2 separate regions of the Homo sapiens genome follow, and region 1 is linked to region 2. A link is an interaction called in ENCODE POLR2A ChIA-PET data of the cell type or tissue named here. Cell type or tissue: PC-3. All regions are shown on one strand.

The links. ChIA-PET counts read pairs that join two places held together with the same protein. Peaks named below come from ENCODE experiments on the same cell type or tissue, not always from the same donor. Only the 100,000 strongest peaks of a DNase experiment are listed, where the experiment ranks them.
Region 1: POLR2A ChIA-PET joins it to region 2 with 5 read pairs; 2 of 35 experiments call an interaction of 5 or more read pairs at or near these places.

The regions. Positions count from the first base shown.
Region 1 is chr1:159,530,586-159,534,585 of GRCh38, reverse strand. No RefSeq gene overlaps it. Among named protein-coding and RNA genes, the nearest start is that of OR10J5, 3.4 kb to the left of the region's middle. In PC-3, no CTCF peak of the experiment used is centred here; no DNase peak of the experiment used is centred here; H3K27me3 peaks cover 2,538 bases.
Region 2 is chr1:159,810,007-159,814,006 of GRCh38, reverse strand. It overlaps FCRL6 (Fc receptor like 6), which reads right to left. Exons shown (of 10, transcript NM_001004310.3): 6 at 3,791-3,913; 7 at 453-518. Among named protein-coding and RNA genes, the nearest start is that of FCRL6, 9.6 kb to the right of the region's middle. In PC-3, no CTCF peak of the experiment used is centred here; a DNase peak (open chromatin) is centred at 2,136.

The DNA of each region.
Region 1 (4,000 bases), 280 kb after region 2:
GCGGATTGAAAAATGAACAGCTTTGAAAAAAAAGTCTCTTCTTTTATTATCCAGCTGTATTCGCTCCTCAAATAGTGTTCATTTCTATGTGTATTCCTTCCTTCTGTGCAACCAAGGCAGAAATCTCTGCTGTTCCCTAGGGGATAAGCAGAAAGAACACATACTGGTGGCTTTTCTCTGAAACTACATTTTTATCCAGATGCACTTTTCATGAAGACTCGTCTCTTTTCAACTTATGGTAGCTTTTTAGATTTTTAATTTATATGTAGTAGCTTCAGTGACATTGAAGTTGTTGTCTTAGATATTGGTTATACTAATTCTAGGGTCCAAGGTAAATGCCATTAACTTCCATTCTCTCAGCAAACTGTGCAAGCTTCATATTTCTCCAGATATTTATTTGTAAAATAAGCATAACTGTGCTACATTATTGTATACCCTCAATGGGAAACATTGTGGGAATATTTTGTTTTATGAATCTTCCCACCAGAGTTTATCTCTACTCTGAGACAGAGCTGGAAGGTACTTTCTAAGAGACACAGGTATGGAAACATCTGTTTTCACACACTCATGACATCTACTGTTGTTCCATCCTCAAGTCAGTTCCTATCTCTTACTCTCGAGTTTTATTTTTCTGTTCCTAACCACAGAAATAGGGTTAAGTGTCTTTTAGGTGACCTGTGATCTTCTCTGTCTTCTACAGATCCCTTTGTGAGGAGGTCACAAACTGGAGGTGAAGGGTCTCTGCACAGAGTCCCCTTGATCCCCAACTGGCTGTCCCAGTTGGATAACATCACAGCTGATAGCAGGGTCTCCCTACTGACCAGCCTGATATCCTTCCCAAAAGATGTCTCAACCTGAGGTTCATAGTTTTCTAGAGGGTGCCTGGGCGGGTGTCAGAGGATTTTTGAACTTTTTTGAAATTATTCACTACATTTCTAATATAGGTATTAATGTGACCTTTTCATCATATTCTTAGAGAATTAATTCTGGCATAAGTATTTCTTCCCTCAAATCCAAACAGAAATATGAGACCAGATCCAACTTTCTTCCTTCAGAGACTATTGACATCCACAATATCCTTACACCCTCTTAAATAAGGATCCTTTGACCTGGTCCAGTTTTGCCTATATAGGCATTGCTGTTCTTACACTAGTTAGAGAATATGGAAGGTATGGGTGGTTCTCAGCTTGGAGGTTGAGGAATAATGGGTTATGGGGGAATATCAAAGGCCAAGTGTGGTCTTATTGAAAGTTTTTCTGTCTTCTTCCATCCCTTCCTGTATTCCCTCCTGTATTCCTTAAGTATTTCAATACTATTCCTGCTCCTCCAACACTTTGTAGATGAGTGAATACCCCACTAGTGTTTGTTGTTTTACATACTTTGCATGGATTTAGACTCACTAGAGAAAGCAGCATCTACAGGCAAAGTGCAATAGCATAAGAGTGAGTAGGTTTATGTGGTCACAGGTCCCTCCTGGAGGATGAATTAGGAAGAGTGAGTCATTTTGTTGCTGCTTCCTATTGTCTATGCAAAATGCTTATATTGATAGTAAATGTGGCATTATTTTCACTATCTCAATTTTTTTTTTTTTTTAATAGTGAATCTTTTTTTTTTTTTTTAATTTTTTTTTTTTATTATACTCTAAGTTTTAGGGTACATGTGCACATTGTGCAGGTTAGTTACATATGTATACATGTGCCATGCTGGTGCGCTGCACCCACTAACGTGTCATCTAGCATTAGGTATATCTCCCAATGCTATCCCTCCCCCCTCCCCCGACCCCACCACAATTGTTTTTGTTGTCTTTATTTGTTGCACTCATCCTGAGTGCATGATTATTCCCCAATGTCTCACTCTATCCATACTCCTTTATTTTTCTTCCTTTGTACATTTCAAATACTTTTATTATTTTAATATGTTTTTTGTTAAGCTCTTTTATTCACCAGAAACATAGTCATAATATCAGATATTTATTAAATCTATTTACCTTTTTCAAGCACTATGTGTCAAGCAATTAACTATCTCTGGGGTTACAATAACGACTAATGCAGATATTCTGTTTCATGTAATTCACAGTCCAGGGGGAAAGCAGACAAAATAACAAGAAGTACAAAAACTTGCTAAAGGCACATGCACAGGATTGTTGTTTGGGTCAGAGGCATTGTTCAGAAAAGGAATCTATTTAGAAGGTCAGAAAACATTCATAGAGAGGTGATATTTAATTAACTTTTTGTGGCATTGGGTCATCTGGTGTCTGCAAAGGATGAGGGAAGATGATAAGGGAAAGAGAAGAGTCTGACAGAGACACACTAACCTGAAAAAGGCAGAAGTGTTAGTTGGGCGGGTGTTTTATTCACCTGTATGCCCATTGCCCTGTTGAATACTAGTCTGGCAAAAAGTAAGTGCTTAATATACCTTTGCATAAATGAATGTGTGAACATCTATTGAGTATAAAGTCTTGTCCAAGGGTTTCCTCAGGTGTATTTTTTGATAGATACATCTTGTTATATTCTTTCTGTTTGTCTGATAGACTCCTTTTACCTAAAATCAAGTAACAGAGAAAATAACAGAGTACAGGTGACAATCCTGAGTGCATACTTGAAGTTATTTGCCTTCATTGCAGGATTGCCTAATAGACTCAGCTGACTATTTATCATATATTTACATTAGTTAGTCACTTAAAATTGCACACTGGATTAATATGTTTTAGCTATAAGCAGGACCGTTATTTTGATAATCTTTAAAATAATTGCTTGATAGCTTGACATATAAAATCAAGAGTTAAGACATTTAAACATTTATCTTTAGGAAAATTATGAAAAGACTATTATGGATCTTATAACTTCTGTAAATGATTTTTACAGTGTTGATTTTGTAACTTCTTTAGAGAAAAACTAGTTTTACCTGATATCCTTTTACATTCATCAGTTGTAACCTATAATGGATTAGAGGAGACGATGGCTCCATCACTCCCAACAATGAGTGGAATAAAACATTTTATTGATGGGTGCAAATGTTTCTGGGAGAGGAGAAAGCATGGAAGTGGGCAGGAGAGATAAACTTAAGCCAAGGATAAGCAGGTAGTATGTGTCACAGAGAGCTTAACTTTGAAAATGACATATTTAAAGGGTACAAGAACCTAAGTTAGTTTTGTTGTGCCGCTAAGGTGTGAACACAAGTGTGAGTGTGTGTGGTGTGTGTGTATATGTATACATGCATGCACATGTATATTTTTGTGGGAGGGTGCTAACATTTAAAAGCTTTAGGTATAATGGGCATTGCGATAAAATGCTTTATTTGCATTATTTCATTTAATAACGATCTTTAATGTTTATATAGCTCTTTAGAGTTTACAAAGGTCTTTTGTGTTCATCATCCCGTTTGATTCTTATAACACTCCTGTAAGGTACTAGTCCCACAGTTTTCGGATATATCCATTGCAAATGGTAGTTTAAATTACTTTTCCAAGGTCATATTCATTGTTAGAACTAGCAGTAGGACTAAAATAGAAGTGAGCCTTAACTACAAATCTAGTAATTGTGAATTCCATGCTTTTTATTCTTTGTCCATTTTTATTACCTCATCCATTCATTCAAACACACGTGTGCATGTGCCTGCGTGTGCATGCACGCACGCACACACACACACTGTATTAATTCTTATCAGAGAATAAAGTACAAAGAATAAACTTTATTTCTGAGATCCTAAAACTTCATTTCACTCAGAATTGATGAACTTTTTCTAAAACGTTCTAATTCCTTCCCTGACCCTGTAAATAAAATATATTGATGATCATGAATGTATTTTTTAAAAACGTTTACCATGGGCACTTAACTGTATCTTGTGTTGTGGTTCAGTGATATTGTCAGTTGGAACTGAGCTTATATAATCTTTGCTTCTGAATTAAAAGATTCACATATTCCAGTATTTTATGAACTTTGTGTAGAATTGTATAGTTTCTGATTCTTTAATTATTTAGTTTGTTACTTCAACAAATATA
Region 2 (4,000 bases):
TTTAAACCAGAGGTTGACAAAATTTTTCTGTAAAAAAGGTGTACATATTTTTGGCTTTGTGAGCTGTATAATCTCTGTCACAAATGTTAACTCTGTAATATGAAAGCTCTCAAACAAAATAAACCAATGAGCATGTGTGTGTTACAGTAAAACTTTATCTACAAAAACAGGCAGTGTGCTGGGTTTGGCCCATGGGCCACAAGTTTGCCAACCCTTGGTCCAAACCTTCCCTGCCCCGTCTCCTGCAGCCCTGGCTCCCTTCCCACCCCCTTCTCCCACCACCAGCTCCACAGCACTCCCTCTTCATGCCCTTTCTAGAAGCTGTTTGTTTTCCTTCCCCAGATCACTCCAATTCCTGAGATACAGGGCTCTGGAGAGCTCCCTTCTTACTTCCCTTAAGAAGCTCTTTTTGGCCCACATGGGCACACCACCATCCTGCTGGAAGTCCTTACCGTTGGCATATAGTGGGCACTGCTCTCCACCTGGAGCTGTGGGTGGTATCTGGGATGGAAGGGGCCCTAGGAGATACAAGGGCATGATTCACTGGGTGTCCCTTAGAGGGCAGGTGGGACAGGGGACAGGAAAGCTGTGAGCAAGAATGACAAGGAGGCCGCTGGAGGTTTGAGGCTGGTTTGGTTAGGAGGGCTAGTTCACAGGTCTGGACATGGTTGATTTTTATGGGATGTTTCCTTTGAAAAATACCCTAGATGGCTCCATGGGAATCACAAACTAGGAGGAAGTAAGGTCAGCAAGAATGGATCACATTTTTGCATGAAGAGGGCCTAGGCTTACCAGTCAAGCTGCTTTTCAGAAGGAAAAAAGCTAATAACTTTGACCATACACTATATGCCAGACACTGGGCCAGGCAATCCAAATAAAATATAATCTTCCTAGTAAAGCACCTAACCAGTGACCAGCACATAGTTGGATTTCAAAAACACCTCTCTTCCTAATTCTTTGGCGTCTAATGGTTTTCACAACCATCTTGCAAAGGTTGATACTTTTATCTCCATTTCATAGATGAGGTGACTGGAGCTGGGAGAGGCGACTTCTATAAGGTCACAGTAAGTAGTGGAGACAGAATCTTAATCCAGGTTTGCATGCCTTTTCTCTACTAGCATGCTGCCTCTGGAACAGCAGGTGCTTCCAGAACTTTAAAGGTAACTCTTGGGATAGGAATTGAGTCACATGTAGATTTTAGAACACTTGGTTCATGCCTGGTGCCCAAGAAATACTCATTACTCTAAGAGCTAGAAAGCATCAGAATCACTGGGTAGGATATGTGGAAATGGCTCCTTCTGTAAAATCAAGAGGGGATTTATGGAGACTTAGACAGATCCCCAGTGATTAAGCATTCTCCAACGCTCATTCGTCAGGGCTGAGAAATGAGCCTCAGTTTCTAAGTCTCCATTCAATGAAGAGTTCCATGAGTTTGACAGAACTTTGTTTTACGGGATGTGTGACAACTGGTAGTAAAAGGAACACTTTTAAACAAGCACAGCAGAACCTGTACATGCAGGTGAGTGCTACTTTGAAGTGGACCCCTTGCATGACCATATCCTTGTTCCAGTAACACCATCATTGGTCAAATGTTCTAAAAATTGACTTTGGACATGACATCTGTAGACTGTCTTTGGCGGTGGCATATTTCTGTTTGCTGAAGAACAGCTATGCTATTTGGAAATGGTTGTGAGTCTCCCAGAGCTGGGTGTGGAGAACAAGGCTATTGATCTGGCTGTTTTTCCTGCGTAGCTAAGGAATTGGTCCTGAAAGTGACTTTCTGAGCAATATTCTAAAGAATATTTTGTGCGCCTGAGATTCTGAGATATTAAGATCACCACCAGCAGTCCTGTTTGCATGAGAGACAGGTTCCTTAGTAAAATGAAGCCCACCTGCTCCAAGGTTGGCAGTGGGTGTGGTGGTGATGGTTTATAATCTCTACATCAAGAGGATGCTCTTTTGTTCCCTGTGAAAGGTATCTTGTTCTTGAGGATCTTTCACTAGTGACCACTCTTTCACCATCTCGTCTGGGGCTGGGGAGGGAGGCAGTTGTGCTACATTACTCTGCCATTGCTCTGCATTTAATGCTTTGACTCAGAGGTGAGTGGACAGAAACAGAAACACCTGTATTACCGAGGCCAGGCTGGGCCCTTTGGAGGAGGATTTATTAGACACAATGACAGCATAACTCACAGATCTTTGGTTTGTGGTTCCCTACTCCGGCTGCCTCCCCAATAGCTCTGGGCATCCTCTCCTTTTCCCCCACTATGAAAGAATACCTTAAAGCAAGTCTAGCCTGTATTGAATCCAGACTCAAGACTAGTGAGAAGGGTGGGGATGGGAAGTTGTATGGACAAAGACTACATATTCAAAAGGGGAGAGGAAGTTGAAGTCTGGTCCAAGCCTTAACTAGGCACCTGGTGAGGCAGAGTGTTGGGACTAGGGGTGGGAAGAGACCTTTTCAGGTACCCTGGTGGATGCAGGAAGGAATGCTTTGAACATATGACTGGGTGGTCTTCCTTAATTATCAGGCTGGTCCAGCTCCTAGAAAACTCATCCCAAATTTCTCAACAGAGGGAGCTGCAAACTTAAATAAGTACATCTAGCTTTGGAGGTCTATGAGAACAATCACTTTTGTCCTAGACAAGCAGAAAATAACATTGCCCCTGCAGAGGAGGAAGTGGGGTTGATTTGAACCTCTGTAGGTGGATTTGAAGCACTAGGAATCATAGCTTTGGCACTGGTAGCCATTCCTTATATGTGTGTGGCCTGAGGCGAGCAAAGGTTAGAGTTGGAATAAATGCGTGGCCCCCCAAACTAATTGCTTTGAGAGCCAACATTCATTCTTAATTATCACGACTGTGACAGGAAGAAGAAAGTCTGGAATATCAAAATAAATAGATAACTTGAAATGTCGTTTATCTGATTGTTTTCCTCTACATCAGAATTTTAACCAACCTTTTTATTTTCAGTGATTTTGATTAGAAGCATTAGAGAATGCACAGAGGAGAAAGGGCAGCCTGGGAACCTGCTGGGGTGATCTTCTCAGATTAGAATGAGAATTTACTGAGCACCCACTATGTGCCAGTCTAATACATGAGGTATTAGATAAATGTTATCTCATTAACTTAAACCCTTACAGCATCCCTGGAAAGGAAGCTGATTTAGTGAGTCTTACAGTGAACTGGCTCAAGGCTATGGAACTAATGGTAGTGTTGGGAACAGGCCATTGCTCAGTCTTGTCTATCATATTTCCTTTCTGATAGTTAATATCCTTTGCACACTCTGCTACAGTAAAGTACTGTACAAGATGAGTGTGTGTGAGTGAGCCTATGCATACACACTGTAGTTCTGTCTTCTTTCTCCTCTGCTAAGCAGATCAGAGCTCTGCTGAGCTCAATGAGAGAGAGAGGTGGAGGCCTTTTTTTTTTTGCTCATATTCCTAGCCACAGATTGTCTTCCAAATGTAAAGGATACTGACATACCTCACGTTTGGCTTGTAATAATTCCTTGGTTTATGTTCTAATCATGCCTGAGTGTGCGGTTGTGTGTTTGTGTGCATCTCTGGATGACTGTGAGCATGTGAGCAAGTGCATGTGTGTATATGTTTTGGAAGCATTAACTGTCCTTCCATGTGCCCCTTTGTGTGACACAGGAAGAGAAGTCCCCCCTGCCACTCCACACCCAGGAGAAGAGAGTGGCTGGTCCTGTCAGACTCTGGCTTTCCAAAGTCTGGGCAGGGCCTGGCACAGGGATTCAGCAGCTAAGAAAGCCAAGAGGAGTTACTGACCAGCTTTTCTCCAGGATCTCACATAAACCAGAAGTGCAGCAGCAATAACCATCAGGCCAAGCAGGCTCGCAGGAAGCCAAGGAACCAGCCAGTTGCTGGCGGGAGTGAACAAGACTTGAGAACCTGGGAGCAGGGAGAAGAAGGTGGCCATGAGCACTGAAGATAAAATTCGGAAATGCATTCTAGCCTGGCACAGAACAGGCAGAATGA